Linked DNA regions of Homo sapiens: all the other regions are linked to region 1. Evidence: chromatin loops called from intact Hi-C (ENCODE). Cell type or tissue: PC-9. All regions are shown on one strand.

Evidence for each region. Hi-C counts contacts between places; a loop is a spot of excess contacts. Peaks named below come from ENCODE experiments on the same cell type or tissue, not always from the same donor. Only the 100,000 strongest peaks of a DNase experiment are listed, where the experiment ranks them.
Region 2: a loop joins it to region 1, with 9 times the contacts of the local background. A loop is called at or near these places in 13 of 110 quality-filtered maps.
Region 3: it touches region 1 in a loop (2.3-fold over the local background); 4 of 110 quality-filtered maps call a loop at or near these places.

Annotation. Positions count from the first base shown.
Region 1 is chr14:59,122,990-59,130,989 of GRCh38, reverse strand. No RefSeq gene overlaps it. Among named protein-coding and RNA genes, the nearest start is that of DAAM1, 62 kb to the left of the region's middle. In PC-9, CTCF peaks have their summits at 3,453, 3,661 (motif pointing left) and 6,788 (motif pointing right); a DNase peak (open chromatin) is centred at 3,659.
Region 2 is chr14:59,316,705-59,324,704 of GRCh38, reverse strand. It overlaps DAAM1 (dishevelled associated activator of morphogenesis 1), which reads right to left. Exons shown (of 25, transcript NM_001270520.2): 5 at 4,121-4,215; 6 at 1,480-1,813; 7 at 467-577; 8 at 251-354. Among named protein-coding and RNA genes, the nearest start is that of DAAM1, 130 kb to the right of the region's middle. In PC-9, no CTCF peak of the experiment used is centred here; a DNase peak (open chromatin) is centred at 3,104; H3K4me3 peaks cover 568 bases; H3K27ac peaks cover 2,285 bases.
Region 3 is chr14:59,271,971-59,279,970 of GRCh38, reverse strand. The region is part of intron 2 of DAAM1 (dishevelled associated activator of morphogenesis 1); the gene reads right to left. Among named protein-coding and RNA genes, the nearest start is that of DAAM1, 87 kb to the right of the region's middle. In PC-9, no CTCF peak of the experiment used is centred here; DNase peaks (open chromatin) are centred at 1,630 and 4,070; H3K27ac peaks cover 4,043 bases.

The DNA.
Region 1 (8,000 bases):
TTATTATAGAATCCTTCCAGAAATGGTTTTAACTGTTATTATTAGAGTCCTCATCCTCTGCAGTGAACTGAATATCTCGTCTTGACAACGATCCTGCCTTTTGGGCCAGGGCAGCTAATATGTGTGATAAAGTCATGCATGGAACCATTTCAGAAAATATGCCAATTCCTGCAGATTCCATGAATGATTTCACCCCTTTCTGTAGAGCTCTCTTCCGGCTCTCCGCATTACCTCGGAGGGTGCCCAGGCCTGATAGGCAGGAAGATGCTGCTTAAAGAATGGACTTAAGAAAAGGTAGACGTCAGCAGGGCCCGGGATCTGGGAGGTCTGGCTTTGTTCACAGGCTGGAGGGAAGCCAGGAGCCGTCATCCCTGGTGGGTAACTAGTTGATGAGACCACTTAAGACAGTTCTTTTACCTTGTTTGTTGCACTTTATTTACCATGGGGTGCAAAATTTCTTGGCTTTGTAAAAGCAAAACTTGGAAAGTTTCCTTTAGACATGTGAATGGTCACGGGATCTCCTCCTGATACGGAAATAAGCTGCCTCACAAGTTCCTAGCTTTTCTATTTACTCCAGGCATCTTCAATATGTTTATAATATTTTTAGAGATTATCCCTAGTGTGAAGTGGGGATTAATCCATTTTTTTCCAGGACACAGAGCCAAACATCAATTAGCTTTTCTGAAAATGGCAGAATTTCTTGGATGATATGTGTCCTAAGCATATTGATATCAATATGTGTCCTAAGCAATCATCCAAGGGCACATAATTTTTTTTTTTTTTTTTTGAGACGGAATCTTGCTCTGTCACCCAGGCTGGAGTGCAGTGGCGCGATCTCGGCTCACTGCAAGCTCCGCCTCCCGGGTTCACGCCATTCTCCTGCCTCAGCCTCCTGAGTAGCTGGGACTACAGGTGTCCACCACCACGCCCGGCTAATTTTTTTGTATTTTTAATAGAGACGGGGTTTCACCGTGTTAGCCAGGATGGTCTCAATCTCCTGACCTCATGATCCACCCGCCTCGGCCTCCCAAAGTGCTGGGATTACAGGCGTGAGCCACCGTGCCTGGCCAGACACATAATTTGGGAGAGGTACAATCAAATAAATGGTGGTCTCGCCTTGAGGCTCAGCATGTGGGTTCAGTTACTTTCACATGGGTGAATTTGTTTGAAGAAGCTTAATCCCAGGACAACGTCCACTGCAGATTTATAATATTCTCCTAGGAATATCACATTCATATTTCAGAATAAAGACCCCTCTGTAGGTCTAACTTTGAGAGACCTGAATCAACACTGAAGAACTGAACAGGCTCAGAGCCAGCTTCGCTCCTGGGGTTCTCAGGCCCTTTCTTTTTTTCTACTCTCAGACCTAATTTTATGTTAATATCCATCACCTCCCTCTCCCTTAAACTATTTCTACTTGGCTGAAGGCATTTAACTATTAATTCTTCGATTTTATTGAAAAATTTTTTTCTATGTTCACATCCCAAATAATAAAATGGCACAATTAAGCTAATCAACATGGCAAAGGATCTATCCCTACTAGAGAACAGAAACCAGTCAGACAGCACATACTGGGGAATTCCAGGTTGGGAAGCAAAAAAGTTGCCATGAATCCTGGTAGCTTCTTCTTTTAAGTTTGTTTATGATGATGCAGCTTGAAAGATGATTGGCTTTCTTCTTGTAATTTATGATACAACAAGGTTATCCGTTGTTAAGTGAATCCCTTTCTCTGGCTTTCTCATTTAGCTCATGTTTCCAGGATCAAAGCATCATAAATAACCAATGATGAAAAACACCACCTAAACATCAAGAGACAATTTCCATAAACGTTCACATTAAAAATGCATGATTGGTATGAAGATTTAATTGTAGCCACAGTGTAGTTTCTGTCTTTTGCTGCGGTCATATTTTCCTTTGTGTTGTCTGTGCTATTTAACTTTGAAGCCCACTAAAGATGAAAAATGGGCATTCATGGAGCAGGCGCATATGGCTTTAGCTGTTCGGTGGTGGATCTGGCGTTTTCCCCTCTGTGGCATCAGCCTTTGTGTTCTCAGCAATGAACTTTAATAAAACAACCTAAAATCTGAGAGATGGTGGAGAGAAGAGAAAGCAGTAGATGTAAGCTGACTCTAGTATTTGTTTTGTCTGTAAATGTGGTAAAATAGACTAATGCACAACTAACCACTCCTCCTATCCCCACTATGTCATTTCCAGAGATATGTAAAATTGTGTCAGAGATATTCAGTTAATGAGCTTTCTGAGTCATGGTAGTAATATAGACGTGGTGTTCATACAGTGACTTTCATTTAATCACAACCAAACAAGAACCCTTGCATGATAGAGAAAAAGACCCTACAATAGACTACTGATTACTATTATTATTGTTGTTGTTGTTGTTTAGGCAAGCTGAGGAGAATATAAAGAATACTAACCCTTCTTTTTTATAACATATTAGTAAACATACTAAAATGTAGTTGTGAAATGGTTAAAGTTGTGGGGAATATAAGCAATATAAGCCTTTTTATTCTTTTTTTTTTTTTTTTTTTAATATTGGCTACTGGCCGGGCACGGTGGCTCACGCCTGTAATCCCAGCACTTTGGGAGGCCGAAGCAGGCGGATCATGAGGTCAGGAGATCGAGACTATCCTGGCTAACACAGTGAAACCCCGTCTCTACTAAAAATACAAAAAAATTAGCCAGGCGTGGTGGCGGACACCTGTAGTCCCAGCTACTAGGGAGGCTGAGGCAGGAGAATGGCTTGAACCCCGAAGGCAGAGCTTGCAGTGAGCCAAGATCGCGCCACTGCACTCCAGCCTGGGCGACAGAGCAAGACTCCATCCCAAAAAAAAAAAAAAAAAAAAAAAAGGTTGGCTACAAAATTTTGTTCAATGTAGATAGGCTGCTGGGGTTTCTGTGGGAAATGTCACATTGTCTAGTAAGCCTTGGGAGAATTGCAAGGCTCAAGTCAGGCATCCTACCAAGATCTCAGAGTTCAGAACTATTTGGCTCTCAGGGAAGAAGGGTTGAGAAATGTCCCCCTGGTTTCCGCTGGGAAAGGGCTACCTCAAGACTTGTTTTCTTTGCCTTCCAGCGCCAGAAATGTAAAGTGCTGAGATACTTCAAGTCAAAGAAGTGAAAGGGGTAAATAAAGCATGTCCATGATAGGCTAAGGATGAATAGAGACCTAAGGGTTAGATGGGAATTGACTAGTTTAGTGTCTAAGAGGAGGAAAGATCTAGAAGCACCTAATTAGATTGGGGCCAGGAATTTCAAATGAGAGACATTCTGATGATTTTATGAATATAGTTTTTCTTCCCAGGTATATCCCAAATTCCTTAAAGGCTTAGGTCCTTTATTTCCATTTGTCTTCTACATAGAACTTCAGCAGGAAAACTTGCACAAAGTGATGATCAATACATTTCTGTCAACTCATATTATACTTTAAAAGAAAATTATTTTGATGACGTTTTACCTCTGTGTATATTTTGGGAATTATTTGATATGAATCTTGCAGTAGATTGAGACCATATTGTTAATTGTAAATGGTATGTGTGAATTAATTATAGAATGGGTCAAGAAATAACCTCACCTAGTTTTTAATCCTGACATTCTAGAGCCTGTCTGACCTGTGAGATGTTTGGAGAAACAACACTGCCACCTTCTGGTAGATACATGTCATCTTTCTCTCTGCCCACCATTGGCACCCTGGCTCACCCACGTTTACATTAATAAAACCAAGTCTAAATAAAATCTTCGATAATAAGGCTGAAGATCAAAGGTCTGGAAAGAAGGCCTCCAGCTTGTACTTTTTTTTGGAAAGGGTTATGATTTTGCTATCAGAGAAAATCTTATCCCAGGCCTACTGTGATGTGATATTATCTTTAAGACTTAACTACTTTACTGGGTTATTCTAATAGACCTTCAAATGACCAGGAATGCTCCAGCCTTAGAGCTGGGGATGATGGGAGTAGTTGGAGCAAGAGTGTGGGGAAAAATTCACAGACATGTTGTGTCAGCCATGAAAAAACAAATGGGTGAGTAAACTGCCTAAGTGATGAACAGGTGAACAGAATTTTCCACCCTGCATTTTTGGATTGGTAGTTTATCTTGTTTGGTGTTAAATGTTTGTAGTCATGGTTACGTGACTAGTTCACTGGAAACCCATGTAGACCCACAGTTTTCTAGAGTGGGGCATATAGTAGGTGTCAATAAGAACTAGTTACATTAATTAATAAATGAGAACATATCTTTGCTTTTTTTTTTTTTGGGACGTAGTCTCACTGTGTCACCCAGGCTGGAGTGCAGTGGCGCAATCTCGGCTCACTGTAACCACCTACTGGGATCAAGCAATTTGCCTGCCTCAGCCTCCAGAGTAGCTGGGATTACAGGTCCATGCCACCACGCCTGGCTAATTTTTTGTATTTTTAGTAGAGACAGGGTCTCACCATGTTGGCCAGGCTGGTCAACTCCTGACCTCAGGTGATCTGCCCACCTCAGCCTCCCAAAGTGCTGGGATTACAGATCTTTGCTTTTATATTTCATCTCTGAAATACTCTCCTGAGAATGAGGCTGGAGAGAGTAAATTTTAATTTTCCTAATCTTTCTTGCTCATTCCCCAATCCAAACCCTACGGCAACTGCTCATAAACGTAGGTCAGTGCTAAAGAATTAGTTCTATTGATTTTTTTCACCACTTGATCCATGTTAGGAAACAAAATTAGCTGGGTGTGGTGGCACACGCTTGTAATCCCAGCTACTTGGAGGCTGAGACAGGAGAATCATTTAGAACTCGGGAGATGGAGGTTGCAGTGAGCTGAGATCTTGCCACTGCACGAACAATTGCTTGGGTGACAAAGGGAGACTCCGTCTCCAAAAAAAAAAAAAAAAAAAAAAAAAAAAAGACATTGGAATAAACAAAACAAGATTGATCAGGATTAATGTTTTTTCAAGGTAATGTTCCAGGTAATGCTATAACCACTGGGGATTATGTTCCTATCCAAATATGCACCTTTGTCTTTGACTAGGCTATTTTATAATTTTGTAGGGATCAAAGTTAACTTGTACAAAACTGATAGCAATGCAAATATGCCCATAGGCATATAAATAAATTCTGTCCAGTGGAAAGTTAATTGACTCCTCCCTGTCCACACACACAAAAGCACCAATTTTGTTTCCATTTGCAAATCCATTTCACTCTTCCTGATCTATAAATGTCTCTGCTTTTTGGCTTTCTCTGAACCTGTTGTTAATGAAGTCTTATTCTCTCAATCACCATGCAATTGAGCTATGGGATTTCATGTTGAGTTATTAGCTTCTACTATTATTTTACCTGTTACCTCATTTAATTAATGAGTTAAATGAAAGTTTGACATAAGCATGTTTTATATTTGCATGAGAATCATGATTGTTCCTCCTCCCATCCCCAAAGATCCTTCAACACCCAATATTAAGTAACAAGCTGAAGGAGAAGTCTGGGGGACTTTTCTTACTTGGTTTTTATGGGAGTTACATCATTGGTAATCCGAAGTTTTGTTCCCTTGCCCTCCCTGAAGTAAAGGGTGCAACTGAGAGTGACTGAGACTACCCACCTTCCCACGTGGTCTTCCCGTGTGATCACTCACTTGGTGAACCTGTGTTTGTGCAAAGCATTTCTGAAACTCCTCTGCTGAAAGTACCTACAAAATCTGCTGCAGAGTCTTCAGATTTGCAGCATTGTGTGAATTTCACTAGACATCAGGCTTTGGTATTGGTCAGCCCTACTTCAAATTCTAGCTCTCCATGCACTAGGTGGAAGTTATCAGATGTTTCTGTTTACTCATCTGTAAAATAGAGCCGTTATAGAGTGAATGAAACAATGCGTATTATAGCTGGCATGTAATATGTTCTCCATAAATCTTACCTATTATTGCTACGTAGAGAGAAAAACATGGGACCTCCTTTCTTCCTTGGTCCTGCTGACGTGTAGCTCTGCAGTAACATCTCTGGTGCTGATGTTTCAGGCCAGATTGACATAGACAGGACTACACCCATTTAGGCCTGTGTAGGGCCTGAAGGATCTAGGTGTCTGGGTGGATTGGATCAGGAAATTTCCTGGAGTGAGTAGACCCGGATTTGACCTTTCAATTTCTTGATTGTGGGAAAGTCAAGGCATGGTGAGTGGCAGACGGTAGCTAAGGGCAGTGGCCACGTAACAACTGCTATGGAAATTTTACAAATTTAATAATTGGTATGGCACTGCTGAGTAAAACAAAGCCCTGGGAGAGGGTAGGTGAGCTGAATTGGGAGCAAGGGGACATCTTTCCAGACACCCTTAAAGTGGATGCAAAGATGGCTATAGACAGCCAGGTCACCAAGCAAAGAACTTCTTTGCCCTCCTTCTGATGGGTTTTGTCTGATGGAAACAGCTAATATGGAGAATTTTTTCAGTTGTGGGCTCTACCATCCCACCCTTCTAATACAGATTTCAACTGCTGGTAGATTTTACTATTGAACCAGGACAGAAACAAAAAGGAAGCTTAAATATCACAGCAGCCAATGACACCGCTGTTCCTTTGAGACACCTCAAAGGTGTCAGTTATACAAACTACGTTTATTCACTCCTTTTCCCTCAACAAATAATTTCCATATAATACGAAGAAGTGACTCTGAAATTTGCATTTTAGGCAGAAAAAGGAAATCTGATACCAGTGAACCAATGTAAACGAATTTTTATTTAAAGAGGCTATAAAAGAACATTCTGGATATTATGTGTATCATTATTTTGGTTACTTTGCAGTGTTATTGACGTTTAACTTCAAATATCCAGTAGAGGGCATGAAAGGAATTGGTTTTGTTTGGGCTCACTATGCTGAAGATAGAATTTGAACACTGGAAATGAAAAAGCAAATGGATTATATATTGCAGCTTTCAGACAGGGAATGACAAGCTTTAGATATCAACCCAATATATACTGCAACCTTTCTTTTTTCTTATATCGTATCTTATATCCTTCATTTAAAATTACTTAATCCTTGAGAATTAGATTTAGCTATTGAACAAAATACATATGAAATCATTAAATATCACTGATTTGTATTCACATCTATTAGAGACAAACCTGAAGAATATACCAAACTTTAGTACATGATGACATAGTATCCATGAAAAGCAAAGTTCTACCCTCTGGCGGAAACCCTTCACCTTTAGAATGCAAGACTGCTCTCAGCATCCCCTTCCTGCTTCAGATCTCAAATCAGGCGCTGGAAGCAGGACAAGAACCTTTCACAATCAGCCTTGGTGCCAAGCTTGACTCAGGATTGACTTAGCAATTGTTGCTTTCTCACTCATTTGTGACTTTGGTGGAAAAACAGAAGAAAAGCGCATACCTCCACTACATTTAATGAGTGCCTACAGTGTGCTAGATACTATATTAGATACTTGAAAAATAATTTTAATCTTTATAAGACCCCTACAAAGCCAAATTTATTATTCCCATTTTTCTGAGGCTCACAGAGGTTGCAAATTTCATGGCATTTCCCTGCATGCTGGTCTGCTCTATTTCTCATAAAATCTTTGGGAAGTAAGAAATAAATCTTTATGAAAAGATTGGGATCTAGAATTCTTAATTTAAATAATAAAATAACAAACCAGGTCACTTCTATATCTATATATTTTGGATATTATCTTCCCCTGTATTTTTCATAATCCAGTCCCACATTTGGTTGATAATAATGTGTGTTTCTATTTTTGTTGTTGTTTAAATTTCTCTTTCTGATTAGCTTCTATAGTAGCTCTTCAAATTAACTGGCACCCCTACATTTTGTAAAACTATAAATCTGCTCTAGAGTGGCCACCTTGTCACTGCTCTTATATCGTTCTTTTTATAGATTTTATTCTTTCCTAGTGTTCTTCAGATGAGTTTTAAGGACCACCAGCATTTAAAATATTTTCAAGAGTTTGTTTAAAATAGAAATTATTGGGCCTCAACAAAGATCATTTGAACTAGAATCTTCTGGGCTGAAG
Region 2 (8,000 bases), 190 kb before region 1:
GGCAGGACTAGGATAGGATATGAATTCAGGTCTAATGCTAAAACCCACATTAAGTTCTCTACATAATGTGCTGCTTCCCTCATCAACAAAGTCTTACTATGAAAACATCATTAGCTGAACTAACATTCTGATACAAGCTCTTTATGTTACAGACAGGGCACAAGTAACCACAGGCCAGCACTTGATGAGGTATTGCATTACACAGATGGGAAACACAGAAACTTTCTCACATCATAATAGTCTGACTTACCTATCTAATGTTGAATTTTCGTGTTCCCTTAATTTATCTATTACAGGTTGAATTCCTAACATCAGAAATTCATAGCGAAGATGAAGTCTAAAGTCCAAACTCTCCTGAAAGTAAAATGGCAATAAAATACATATTTGTGGTTTTTAGACTACATAATAATCACTTTTTATAAATTATTATTTACTAATATATTTTTAATTTGTAGAAGGTTCTTACCACTCCTGCACCTTGGCTGAGCACTGCATTAATGAAGGACATGATGGCAGTCTTGAGACTCACTTCATCTCGATACCGCCCAGTGCTTTTATCCAAGTCGTTAATTAATGTCTATCAAAAATAGAAAAACAAAGGACTGAAACGTTACTAACCTTATGCTCATTTTATGAATTTTTTTATACTCAAAAGTTAACTTTTTTTTTTTTTCAGACGGAGTCTTGCTCTGTTGCCCAGGCTGGAGTGCGGTGGCATGATCTCAGCTCACGGCAACCTCCACCTCCCGGGTTCACGCCATTCTCTTGCCTCAGCCTCCCGAGTAGCTGGGACTACAGGCGCCCACCATCACACCCAGCTAATTTTTTGTATTTTTAGTAGAGACGGGGTTTCACTGTGTTAGCCAGGACAGTCTCGATCTCCTGACCTTGCGATCCGCCTGCCTCAGCCTCCCAAAGTGCTGGGATTAGAGGTGTGAGCCACCAAAAAGTTAACTTTTAAAATCTTACGTTTAGACAGGATTACACTGACCCATAGAAAGCCACCCTTTTTCTCCTTAAGAACAGTCCTAAAAACTCTAATTTCAAAATTCTTACATCATACATACATGTATACAAAAGCCTTTGCTTCATTATCTCTGCTTGCTTTTTACATCCAAGTAATATAGTGAAATATGAAAAATTATTAATATTGATCCTAATTCAAGAATGGCAAGCTGTAAAATTTTCAGGGAACACCCAGTTTGGTGGGTTCAAAAGATGTGTGCTATATGACATATAGGATGCAAGACCACATTTTCAAGTTCTGCAAATCTAAAGGCCCAGATTCATCAACTATTGAAAGTATACTCTATTCTCTGGTTCTTAAACCTAAGAAGAAGGGAATGTTTAAAGTCACACTGTGAGTAATCACCACAAGAGGACATCTCAAGTAACATTCCCCTTTCAGGGACAGGAAAAGCACGTGTTTGAGCAGACTTTAAAGAAGGGGTGAGTGAAGAAGGCTGAGCGAACACCCACCTGAAAGCGGGTCCTTTCGCTGGCATACTTCTGGTAGTGCAGCATGGCCTGCAGAACCTTCTTGTGGCCCCCGGGAACCAGGCACACGGCGCCCAAGATTTCCAGCACGGCCACCTTCGTTTTAATGTTCTCTGTGCTCAGACTCTGAGCAATTACATTAATACTCTCAGAATGAGCCAGGACGTGAGCCCGGCCTTGAGAGTTGTTCATTAACGCCTTTATACAGCCAATGAGAGAAGTATGTATTCGAGACTCTGAGGTCTCGTAGTCCATGGTCTTTAGAAAGTTGAGGATACATGATAGGCCATCCAAGTCGATGAATCTGGTTACAAACCTGTCATGAAGAGAAATGCACCATGCTTAAGTGCCTTTGGGTTTTATAATAGCCCCTAACAGAAAAGTCTAGAGGGCAGGGGAAAGAAAGATTTAGTTCCTAAAGTGCCAAAAGGCTTACATTGATGAAGTCTTTTTAATTCTTTGCCTCTTCCTTGGCACAGACCCAATAGTCAGTTCTAACCAAAAGTGTGAAAAAAAACCCCTCCATTTGTGATAAACATATCTCAATGGGTACAAAGAACCAAACAACAGATCATATATTCATAAAAAATTAGAAGCAAGAGAATACTCGGAATACATATCTTGTCTTAGATTAAAACCATCTGCTGTTCCTGTGTTATTTAGCATACAGTTCCCATGCCCCCACCCCAATCCTTTTTTTTTTTTTCTTTAAGAGAGACAGGGTCTTGCTCTGTCATAGCTCACTGCAGCCTTGAACTCTTGGGCTCAAGTGATCCTTCCACCCCAGCCTCCCAAGTAGCCGGGACTACAGGTGCGTGCCACCATTCCCAGTCAATTTTTTCTTTTTAACTTTTTTTTTTAAGAGGTGGAGACTTGCTATGTTGCCCAGACTGGTCTTGAACTTGTGGCCTCAAGCAAACCTCCTGTCTCAGCCTCCCAAGTAGCTGGGATAGTGAGTGACCATGTCTGGCCCATGCGCTTTTATATGTTGATTGCTGACGCACTTTTAAGTGCTGATCACTGACCCAAACACCCTATCAATGAAAGTCAAAAGCTTCCTTAAATTCCAGGATATTTGCTTGTTGAACAAATGATAATCTACATCCCTAAGGTTTTGTGACAAAATTCTTCTCTTATATGACATGCTACATGGAATCTCAATATTCCATGTACACTGAATACAATAATAAAGCAATACTTTATTGTTGCATACTAACGTTATTAATATTTCTTACACTTAAGTTAATCAATGAGACTAACTCACAATGCACATGTACATATTAAAGCCACCGAAAAGTTCAGAAGTAACATAACCTGTTTATGTGATAAATTTTCCAAACTTATTTAGGCTTGGATATCGATTAACATCTGAGAGTGCAGAACATATTGAGAGAAATGCTGATACAGTTAGGATAGTCTAGATCTCTGTCATATAACTACACAGTATTTTTCATGAGTCAGACTTTTCTTAGTTTGCATTTTATAGTCAAATAAAGAAAGGGAATCTTTATTTTCTAGGCTTTTCACCCAACCACATGACCCAGATGTAGCCAAGCTCGTTAAACCAGTTGGCTTCATTCATAGCACCTGTGCTCATGTAATGTACTTATAAGAACCTCAGCATCTCAGCAAATCCTAGAGGCATTAAAGGAATGAAAGTGCAGGAGGCACAACATAGAAGCTGATTATCAGAGAGGAAATGAATCACTGTTGCCAGAAAGTGTACCCATCTTTAAAGAAAAGTAATACTTGTATTGAGAAATAATTCACATGCCATAAAATTCACCCTTTTAAAGTGTACAATTCAGTAGCTTTTAGTATATTCACAGAGCTGTGTGACCAACAACACTAGCTAATTTTAGAACAGTTTAATCACCCAAAGAGAACATTTTCCCCACTTCCTCAGCTCCTGGCAACCACTAATCTACTTTCTGTTTCTATGGATTGGCCTATTCTGGGAATTTCTTATAAATAGAATCATACAGTGTGTGGTCTCCTTTGTTACTGGCTTCTCCCACTTAGCATATTTCAAGGTCATTTCATGTTGTAGCATGTATCAGTACTTCATTCCTTTTTTTTGTAGCCAAATTATATTCCATTATGTGGATATATAACATTTCATTTATCCATTCATCAGCTGATCAATATACGGGTTATTTTCACTTCTTGGCTATCATGAATAATGCCGATATGAACATCTGCATACATGTTTTTGGGAGACATGTCTTCATTTCCCTTGGCTACATTCCGAGGAGCAGAATTATTGAGTCATATGGCAACACTATATTTAACATTCTGAGAAACTGTTAAAACCCTTTTCCAAAGTGGCTTCACAATTTTACATTCCTAGCAGCAATGAATGAGGGTCCCAATTTTTCTACATTCTTGTCTACTAACTTACCATTGTTAAAGTCTCTCTCTGTTTTGTTTTTTTTTAGCCATCCTAGTGGCTGCCTACATACCTTTTCACAGAAGAAAATAACTTTATTAAATGTTAATGATTAAAGTATGTTATGGTTTAATTTTATGGTTTTAACTTAAGACTTCCTAGAAGGTTTGACTATTGCAAAAAAAGGAAGGAAGGAGAGAAAAAAAAAAAACATGCCATCCAGGGGAAAATTACCTCATTGGTTTTGTCCTCAGTGCTGTCTTTAAACTCTCTATAGTTTTACTTCTTTCTTCTTCTTCTTCCTTCTCTAAAGCCAGCAGAGATTTTCTCTATGCAAAGAAAACAGAAGTTACTTCTTCAAATTCTATTTTTTAATTACAGTACAAACAAGACAAACCTACAGATTATTTGTCACTATCACTTTAAATATAAACAACAAATCTATGATTAAGTAAGTTAAGTCTTTCAAATTTTAAATAAAGCCTTAGGGAAAAGTTTAGAAATCTTCGTAGAGATGACGTTGCCCAAATGCTTGTATAACTATTCTATAATTACACTTTGATGTAGATACTACTACTTGTATTTGATAGAAATAAGACTGAACCTGTAGTTGAATACAACATTCTGGCAATTAAAGATAATAATACCATCACATTATCAAAAACAGGAGGTGGGCAGCAGTCCTCCTATGCTACCATTCCTATTCCTCAGCCAAAAAGTGTAATCAAGACCAAAGGGATTTTGTTACATCTAATTATTTTTTAAGAGGAAAAATTAATTTGGAGCTATTACTAGGATAGACAATTCCTTCAGAGTAAATGCGTAACTTCTAGAAATTATTCAACATCATTTAGAAATCAGGATATGGAGTGAGTGTGTGTGTGTGTGTGTGTGTGTTTCTACCCAGGGATCTGCTAGAGCAGTGCTTCTCAAACTTTAATATGGATATGAAAATCACCTGAGGATAGTGTTAAACTATGGAGCCTGGTTTGGTATGTCTGGGGTGAGGTCTGAGATGTTGCATTCCTGACAAATTTCTAGGCAATGCTGATGCCGCAGAAGCAAGGTTCCATGTAAGATTGCAGTTGTTATTATAAAATTGAGAATGCCAGTAAGGTGTCTAGACCTTTCCATTCCCTTTCACTCTGTGATCACCTGGTTGCACTAAAGTACCCCAAGTCTTATGACTCCAGGATCCTCCATCCATGGAGCTCCTGGTCCCTTTTCTTCATCCTATTCTGAACACACGCTTGTCTAGTTTAATCTTTTTACCTATTACAAATTCTGATAGAAATGCTTGGCTGAGAAACAGATTGGGGTGACTGTATTGAAAAAGAAAAGCTTGACTCATATCCATGGGTCTCAATGACCCAGTCTCAGCCTTTCTTTCAGGACCATAACTCATCAAGAGTGACAATCAATAGTATCAGCATTAAGTAACTAATGTTAACTAAAAGCTAAATATGATTTCATAATGAGAAGGGTAAAGATCAAAGCAAAATAAATATAATACATCAGTATCATTTATGGCAACTGAAATAAAACCCAGTAGTTTTTTCGGTCTTTAAAATCTTGTTATTGTTTCTGCAAAGTTGTCCTCTTGCTGGTGATGCTCACAGACAGCTGTCACCAGGGGATGGTGAGTAAGGAAGCTGGGTGCAGAGACAGCCAATGAATTCTCCCAAAGCTCCCTGAGACCCATCCCCTGGAAAACTCACACAAATCCAGCCAAGAACGTTTAATCTCCAATGACATAGCTGAACTCGTTTGGACTCTTATGCAATCACTTTGAATCTGTAGCTCAGAATCCAGCCTTTTATGAAGATCATTCCTTGTTCCTAAGCTTAATGACACAAAACTATCCCCAAATTAATGACTACACATTTTACTGCGGGTCACTAGTACAAATAAAACTGCATGTATTTATCCTTTTAAAAATCCTGGAGAGGGTGGCACATTTGAATAGCAGCAGTCTATATTAAGTTTCTCCATACTAGAGTTGGGAGATTTATGAAATGTCAAAGAAAATTAAGTTGGAAATTCCTTTCCCAATACTGTGTAAGGAACATAACCTTTCAAAACAGAAAAGACTACAACATTTTCTATGTGTGATTTTTCAGATTTGGTTCTGAGATTATATTTATCGTGCTGAGATAACTGAGGATATGTAGCTGAACTTGATGTTCTAAATGTGACTTTTCAAAATAAAATAATTTCTACAAAGTTTAAAGCTTTCAAGCCTCACATTTAGGAAGAAGGTTTAATTTGCAACTTTTAGTAGATAAGGGAGATGCCTAGATTTCTGAAGATGATTACTATGCCAAATATCTAGTATGCACAGGCCTTGTGGAGGCTTCTTTGAATGCTCTATGCACTTACTAAATACCTGCTCACATGAGAAGCAGGCAAAGGACAAAGCGCATCCTTGCAGAGGGTCTTTCTGTCAAAGCTGCTAAGGTGTACATTGGAACACGCGGGTCTGACAGAGAGGCACAAATGTGGCCCAGAGGTCATTCCTGCTGGGAGTCTGGAACTTAGCTCCCGTTTGAATCGTTTCTTTGGTGGGAAATCAATAAGCCAGTCCACTAAGCATACTGAACTTCACCTCACAGTCTTCCTCCTTGAGAAAGCATGGAGAAACCACATATAAAGAAAGCCCAGGTCCTTCTAGATGTTAGGCCACACTCTTTATTATACTATTTTTCACTCTTTAAAAGCCAACAGATCACTCAGGGGTCCTTTAAAGAACAAAGCATTCTTGTAATGAGGCTTACATAAAGTAATTGAACTTGTTCCAAAAAGGCTGGCTTCACAGACTAGTAAGTGCTGCAGTTCTCCACCTGGACTGTTTATCAGACTCTTAAGACATTAAAGAAAACAGAAGCCTATCCCATCTCAGAAAAGTCAGGCTTGCTAGGCCTGGGGGTGGGGAGAAGGTGGGATAACCAGGGCTCTTTCACATGCCACAGGGTTTCAAAAACTGAATTAGTGAGAGGCAAATTGGAAAGGAGTCTTTGGGCTTAGACGGATACATTTAAATTCCCAATTAGATGACCACCTCCTAATTAGATAACCTTGGGCAAGGTAACCTTTCTGGAGTCTCAGACTCCTTATCTATAAATAGCACTTACAGCATAGGATGCTGGTGGGACCGCAAACAACATATGAAGTGCCTGTTACCCTGCTTGTCATGTAGTAGTTGCTGCTGATTCTGCAGACAATGGGTGATGACAATGTGGACAAACACTCCTTCAAGAATGCCCTAAGCAGACAACCAAAGAGTCTAGCTGCTGGGCCATGAAAGGATTTGGAGAACTTGTGTGCCTTTCCACTGCTCCAGGTACAATATCTCAGGATTTCTGCTGTGTGTTATCAAGAATTCTCCAGTACAGACATCATAGTGATTAGCCAGAACTATGCAAGGCGGTGGTGGCAATCAGAATGTTGAGAAAAACAGAAAACTCAGCATAGGGTTTCTGGTCTCATCAGATCTCCTTATTCCCTGAAGTATGCAGGAATTTTGAGGCCTCACTAATTCATGGACTATTAATGCCTTTTACCTTTGACCCTGGAAAGATGTTGGCTCAGTCCTAAAAGGAACATTAGAAAGCTTTCTTAGGTGTTTGACACAAAAAGTATAGCAAAGTCACTGACAATTTAATAGACTTGTGGTGCTCTTGGGAAGGATTTTGGATTGGGAACCAAACACACAGCAGTTAAAATGTAGATCACTCAAGAATGTGGCAAAGAATTGTCCAAGGAGCTGGATGGAGGAGAGAGGAGGCCCTTAAAGAAGGGCCACATGTTGGCACATCACAGACCCTGTAGCACACAAATGAACCAGGTCTACTTCAGACAAGGCAGGGATTAAGTCACTAAAGGACAAATTAATCTAACTGTCCTATACTTGAAGAAAGGAAAAATCCATACAGTACTTAGTAGTTCCCCATTTATAGAAGGGAATTCATTAACAAATAAGCAACTTCTCATTAGATAACAAACATGCAAATTTAATTAGAAAGAGAAACAATTCTTTTTTTCCTAACAGCCAGGAACAAGAATTCAGAAAATAGCCTTTATATGCAGGAAATATAAATGGCTCCAAATTATTATT
Region 3 (8,000 bases), 150 kb before region 1:
TTACTGGCCATTCATACATGTTCTTTTGTGAAATGTTTGTTCAAATCTTTTGCCCATTTTTATTGAGTTACCTGTCTTATTTTTACTGATTTAAAGTAATTCTTTATATATCCTGGAAACATGTCCTTTGCCAGAGGTATATATTAAGAATATTTCTCCTAGCCTGTGGCTTGCCTTCTCATTTTGTTAATATTTTGATCACCACGTGTTTTTTAAAATTTTAATGAAGTCTAATTTATCAATTTTTAAAATATAGTTAATGATTGTAAATCTTCTCTAAGAAATTCTACAACTTACAGGTAAAAAAAAATTGTATGGTTTCTTCTGGAAGCTGTACGGTTTTAGTTTTAGCTTCTATGTTTGAATCTCCAGTCCCTCTCACAGACCCTACTTCTGGATAACACACAGTATTTCTTTAGTTACAAAACAGCTGGATTGTTTTTGCATTGTCTCTTCTAACTATGCATATTCATTTAGATAGGCTGCTGGGCAAGAAGGGCAATGAAAGCAAAGTTGATGGGAGAAGGAAAAAATAATGGATACAAAACAATTTGAAAATCATTCTTCAAATTACTTCAAGGTAACATTTCAGGAGATTTTTCATTTTGGTAATTAAATTCTAAAGGAAGCATTCATGAAAAATAAAGCAATTAGTATCACTGTATCTCAATAGTATCTCTTAACATGAATTTCTTAGAAAAAGTAGATCTACAGAGCCAGAAAGCGGATGATTGTCTGGGGCCTAGAGGCAAGGGCAGGGATGACTGCAAATGGGCACAAGGGGAGATGGGATGCTGGAAGTGTTATAAACTATGGCGGTGATGGTTAACAACTATAAACATTTATTAAAACTCAAACTGTACAATTACAAGAGGTGAATTCTATGACATATAAATTATCCCTCAATAAAGCTGTCAAAAAAAATCAAGCCTGCTTGTTGGAGCCCCAGGAAAACAAACAAAAAATTCTATATAGACAAAGTAGAAAAAATACAGCTTTGTATATACATAGTAAGAAAAGAAAATTCTGTTTGAACATTAGATAAACCAAGGAGTTGGCTTAAAAGAGAAACTGATTGGAAAGAAGTGTATGAAGAAGGAGGAAAGAAAACTGTGTACTCCTTTAAAGTAAGTAGCTCAATCTGGGAAATGTTACAGTTTCAGACACAGCATTCCTTTGAAATCAAAGATCACTTCCTTAAAATATTCTTATCCTTTCTTTGAAAGTTACATAAATTATATTAGTGTGTATTCCATTTAGGCCAAGCAACAGGCAATGTTTTCCCCAAGGTCCCTTTGTAATTAAGTGATATGTTAATATTAACAAGAAGTCCTTAAGAACCTTTTCAGTTTGTTTTTCCCCCTAATACTGACTCTACAGAAAAGTATAGTAGTGTCCTCTTATTCTCTGAATTCTGAATTCACTTTCTGCCATTTCAGTTACCTCTAGCCAACTGTGGTCCAAAAGTATAAATTAAGAATTCTAAAAGAATAAATTCCAGAAATAAAAAATTCCTAAGTTTAAAATTGTGTGTCATTCTGGGTATTGCAATGAAATCTCACTTAGTCCTGTGCAGGCCATGAATCACCCTTTGTCCAGCATATTCAGGCTGTATACATTCCTTGCTCATTAGTCATGAATATCTAACCATCAGCATCCTCATGGTTCCATGAGCCAGGTTCACCCGCAGCAGATGATCTTCCTCCTGACATTTCATCTCAAGGTCAATAGTAGGCTAACACTACCTCGTGATGCCTATGTCATTCACCTCACTTCATCTGATCACACAGGCATTTTATCATTTCACATCATCACCAAAAGAAGGGTGAGTACAGTAAGATATTTTAAGAGAGGAGGAGACCACATTCACATTAACATTTATTACAACCTATTGTTATAACTGTTCTATTTTATTATTAGTTATTGTTGTGAATCCCTTACTATGCCTAATTTATAAAGTTTAACATAGATATATATGTATAGGAAAAAAACATAGTATATATAGCGTTCAGTACTATCTGTGGTTTCAGGCATCCACAGGGGAGGGGAGGGTTTTAGATGGGCCATATCCCCTGCTGGTAAGGGAGGACTACTGTACCAGATCATCTGTGAGTTAACAGCCAGGTTTTTCACTATGATTACAAACAGATGTAATTACTCAAACCCCAGGAAGCACCCTAGTTGAGTATAGAATCTAAATCTTACTACATCTTAGACTTGGGTGGCCGAGCTCCTTTCATTGGTCAGAGAATTTTTTTTTCATGTTATTCTCTATGGATAGAGTTTTAAAAGTCAAAGGAAAATGATTAAGCAAGAGATAAAAGGAGAAACCTTTGCATCAAGCATCATGCCTCTCCAGAGAAAGTTTTAGTTTCTCAAAAACTAAAACCAACAGATTAAAAGGCTCTTCTTCTTGGAGATGATATTAATTATACTTTTATATATTTATATATTTTACATATTTATAATATTTTGGAGAAAAGATTTTTTTTTATTATTAAGAAGAAAGGACCTCTGAGGGAAGCCCAGCTGTGGGAACTAAAGTTCTAGGCTTCATCCGTAACAAAGTGCATTATTAAGCCCCACTTCTAAGAGATTCTGTACAAAGAAACCTTACCAATTCCACACTGTAGAATAAGCAGGCAGTTCTGTAGAGAAACCTACATAAATCAGAAAACAATTGGCATGCTACAAATCAATCGAAGGAAATGGATTCATTTGCTAGATAAAGCAAGGGAAGGAATTTTGAAATAATATACAATAAGGGTCTTGAATGAGTTGAAAGACTAACACTTTGGAAGAAAAAGCTCTTTTCAGAGATTTTAGCTAAACTGAAATATGGGATCATTTATAAAACCTCTAAAGCAATATCTAAAGCATTTATTATTTGAAAATCTACCTAATCAATAGATTTCAATGAGATAAAATACAAGTTTTTGGCTAATAAGAGAAGTCACTAAGAAATTCAGGATATCTATTTCTAATGAGTTAACTAACTCTTTACATACATACAAATATATATTTAGATAAGGTCTGAGGACATTCAAATAATGATTGAGGTGGGGGAATGGGCAGGAGGACTAAGAAAAACGAGAGAAAGAAGCTAAGACAGGCCCTTGAGGTTAGCCTGCCAATCAACTCGCTATTTGTATGTGATTGTGTTTGGGGGTTTTGTTTTTTGTTTTCTTTTGTTTTGCTTTTTAATGGTCCTTGATAAGGTACCTGTCCATCTGACTCAATGTACAGAGTTCACAGAATTACCAACCATTTTCTTACTCAGACAAGTCTAACTTTTATTTTTCAAATTAGATACCTCAGATATTTGTCCAGAATAAACAGCCCCAATTCACCTATCCTAACTCCACCCAGAAAGGGTTTCCCACAAGCCCAGCAGGCTGCAAGCCTTCAGTTCATCTCAAGGATACACTCAACATTAGCAGTGCCTTTTCTGAGTTTAACCCTCTCCTCCCACCCCACAACTCAACACTACCAGAAATAAGTTAAGCCCCTGGAGAGGCACCTAAGCAGACCTCAAGTCACATGACATGGTGATAGTACAACATCAAGGGGAAGAAGCTGTGACCTAAAGACACATGACATGGTGATAATAAGTACAACATCAAGAGGAAGAAGCTAATGGCAGATTGAAGGGTGATGCTTTGGCAGCAAATAAACAGAAAACATTTTTATAAAATGCATGGAGAAAATGTACTATTAAGCTATGATAATTCATTAAATATATAAACATCCAGCCCCATTACAGCAAATGACCATCTCATCTGGGAATCATGAATTGCCAAAGAAGCACTTAAAATTTAACTGCAATGACTCTGAGAATAATATTTTAGTATGATGGTGGTTAGAAATCTGAAAGCTAGGTAAGATTTTTGTCAGTTTCCATAGAGGTGCATTCAGTGAATTATTACCTGCTCCCAACCAGTCAGGAAAAACATAAATGGAAAACAAGAGAGAGCTTTAAGCCCTAAAAGGGATTGGTAAACACAGAGAACAAACCTTGGAGGTTTTCAGCCTGTAAAATTTCTGCCAATATTCTTAGTCATTACATGAAATACCACAATATGACTCACCACCACCTACACAGTAATATTCTCTGTGTCTGATAGACATGTTTTCATTTGATACATAAAAATAAGAAGTGAGAAACACCACAAGCAAAGGCTGACTAATAGAAATAATTTCTAGTTTCTTACTACCAATGGTTAAGTGTTTTTTACACTATTTCCTTTTTTCTCTTAATAGCAAGCAATGCAGACTATATTCAGTTGGCTAGACAAAGTCTGCAGCTAAACACATAGGCTTTTTATTCAGCTTTTTTACCGTTAAACTAGAAACTCATTAGAGTGACTTCAAGTTTTAATAGTCTGCATCACCAACAGTTTTCCGGTAATCTAAAATAAGCTTTTTTCTAAACATGTTAGAATCATCTCCAAATATCCACCCAAATTTCCAGTATTTACACCTATAATCTAGTACAACTTCAGTTGACAAGTCTTACTAGATAAATTTTTTTTTTAACTTTTAAGTTCGGGGTACACGTGCAGGTTTGTTGTATAGGTAAACTTGTATTACACGGTTTGTTGTACAGATGATTTCATCACCCAGCTATTAAACCTAGTACCCACAGTTATTTTTTCTGATCCTCTCCCTCCTCCCACCCTTCACCCTCTGACAGGCCCCATTGCCTGTTGTTCTTGAAAGAGAGAATTTCTAAGCATGTTTTCCTAATTGAATGGAAGTACTTCATCTCCGGGGATACAGCACCAGCTGTAAAGTGACAGACAAGAAAGGTACCCTAAGTCCCTGTGGGCAACCAACCATGAAGCCAAGTTCCACACATGGCCACCTCCTTCGATAGCACCAGCACTGCTCTTGCCAGCCCAGGCCCCTCCCACACCCTCAAGAGGATTGTTTGGCTGCTTGTCTGACACTTTAAAGCTTTAATTGGGTCAAAAGACAATCTAGCAGAATAAGTCTTCCCACATTGGAGCTATTTATTTCACCACGTAATATACAGTACAGAGACTTTTAAAGAGAAAGAATATTTCTTAAACATTGTCACCCTTATCCTTTTAATCTGCTAACTTTCATGCCAACCACTTTGGTGTCCCCATTGTAACTAACATTTTAATGAGAAGAAAGAGTAAAACAGGATGACAGCAGGTGGATAGGGTGCAGGCAGAGTATAAGAATCAGCCCAAACTTATCACCACTATGAGAATATTAAAATACAAACCCAACTGCTGCAGGATTCCACAGTTATTAATTCATGCATGCATGCATACATTCACTCAAATACTTATTGTGCATCTCATGTGTAATGCTTCAGTAATTAGTTATACATCCATTCACTCAAGCCACAAACATTCATTGAGCACCTACTCTGGACCAAGCACTGCCCTAGGCCCCCAGGATCCTAAGTGTGAGAAAGTCAGATATAACACCTGAGCCATTCTGCTCTCTGAAGGTGCAAAGGTGCATATATATAGTGGATTAACACAATGAGTTATTCATATGAGAAAAAACTCAAACTATCTGACTGTTGAAAAGATGGCAAAAGATTCTGACTTTTCCTTCTACATCGAAGAAAAGCCTATTTTTCCTGAAAACAATTCATATTTATGTTATATATACATAACATAAATATATATACATGTCATATATATATTCTGAGTTTTTAATTATTTGGTTTAATTTAGTTCTTAAATATTGCACTGAGTAATGAAATAAACAGCTAGCTGCTTTTGGATCTTGCCAACAAATTCATTTAAAACTGAACACAAGAAAAAATACTGCAACTTTTTCAGGAATCTGGTTTGCCAAGGAACAAAAATTCTAGCTCTTCACCCATAAGCCCGAAAATCATAACTAAAAGATATAGCTGGTCACTGAGCTCTTGTAACACGCACCAAGAACAGCTTGAAATTCCAGAGGAATTCTGGGAATTGAAGGTTGGAGTGGGGAAGATTCCAGACACAGCGAGTAAAAATATTCAAGGACTGTTCAGACCTGAAAAACACCATCCATGGTATTGAGCAATTACCTCCCAAAGGCCATGTCACATGTGTTTTCTGAGAGCAAACCATGGTGACTAGATAATTCCCAGAGCATCAAGATATATTCTTATGTACAGTTAATTGCACAAACTACCAGATCCTTCTAGCCATTACTGAAACACATTTTTAAAATTACGCTTAAAAGCTTACCTAAACCACACTACTTATAAAGATCAAATTATTCCTCCAGCCTTTTGACACCTGTATTGGCTTATATGAGGACACATAGAGAATGGGAATGTCAGTATACTATAACGACTTTGTATAATTTGTATATGGTAGTATAAGGACTAAGTTAAATAGTCAGATTTTAAATTGTAGCCAAAAGCTAAGTAGGTCCATACTATCCAGGGTCTCTTTGGGATTCATTTTAATAAAAATCATCAGGACCAAGAGGATCCATAGCCATTTTGTCAACAGCATTATTAATTCAGAGATAGTTTTATAGTATAGTATTTCTATTTAAAAACAACATTTTCATGTTTCTTTCCTCCACCTCTTCATGCTCCCTCATTTCAGTCTCCTTGATCTAATATTAAGATATAAGAAGCATCCAGAAATAAATGATAATTGAAATGGTAACAAAATATTTAATATGAAGTTGAAGTCCAAATTTAACAGCCTGTAGGAAAGGACATTTGGAATGATCTTGGTAAGATACAATATACATTCAGAATTAGAAGGAACAAAATGGTTTTATGGTCGTATCTTAAGCTTTATTGGATGTGTTTAATGAATCAGAGGATTAGAAGGAAACTTAAGAAATCATTTTGACCATCTTACTGTCTCTAAGCAGACAGGACTTCAACCAGTACAAAGAAATGTATAATGCCACTGAAATGAGAGTCTACTGCCAACCCTACTGTTTTAGGAACAAAGCAATGTTCTATTCAGAAGTACAGCAGATATCAGCAAGCAAAACCACTTATGTCAATATCAGCCTATATCATAAACCATCAGTTGTTCTCAGGGCCAAAATAACTGATCAAGTCCTGGATGTGAGATCATCTTCTGTCACCTTTAAATTGACTGTATCTTGGCAGCAGTTCACATTTACTCCATAGGAATTTTAGCACTGCACACATTTAAGCCCATATCTACATTCCAACTATTCTTTGTGATATATTGCATATCTTCACACTGTTCTGAGCATTTTCCTACAGCATCAAGTTATCAAAAAATGCTACACTGTCAAAGGAAGATCTCTCCCCCTCCCTCCCTCTCTCCTACATACATACATACATACATACATATATATGTGTGTATGTGTGTGTGTGTGTGTGTGTGTATATATATATATTTTGTTTGTTTGTTTGTTTTTTGAGACAGTCTTGCTCTGCTGCCCAGGCTGGAGTGCAGTGGCCCGACCTCGGCTCACTGCAACCTCCATCTCCCAAGGTTCAAGTGACTCTCGTGCCTCAGCCTCCTAAGTAGCTGGGGTTACAGGCATGTGCCACCACATCTGGCTAATTTTATTAATAGTAAAGATGGGGTTTCACCATGTTGGCCAGGCTGGTCTCGAACTCCTGGCCTCAAGTGATCTGCCCGCCTTAGTCTCCCAAAGTGCTGGGATTACAGGTGTGAGCCACTGTGCCTGGCCAGCCACTGCACCCAGCCAATATATTTTAATTCTCTGTCAACTGATTGTTTCCTTTAGCTAAACAAAACTTTTCTCTTTTTAAGCTTTACAGGTTTGTCAAATAAAACCAACTTTTAATCTCATGGAAACAGAACAATTTTAGTATCAATTCCCTCATTAGATTCTGAATTTTGGCTTCCAGATAACTGAATACTTTGACACTATTGTAGACATGTATCTTTGAAGTCTTATACAGTCCGATTTTCTCTGTGTAACTACAGAGCAATCCTTTATACTCTAATAAACAATAGATTAAAACTATGACTCTTTACAACCAGTTTTTTTTT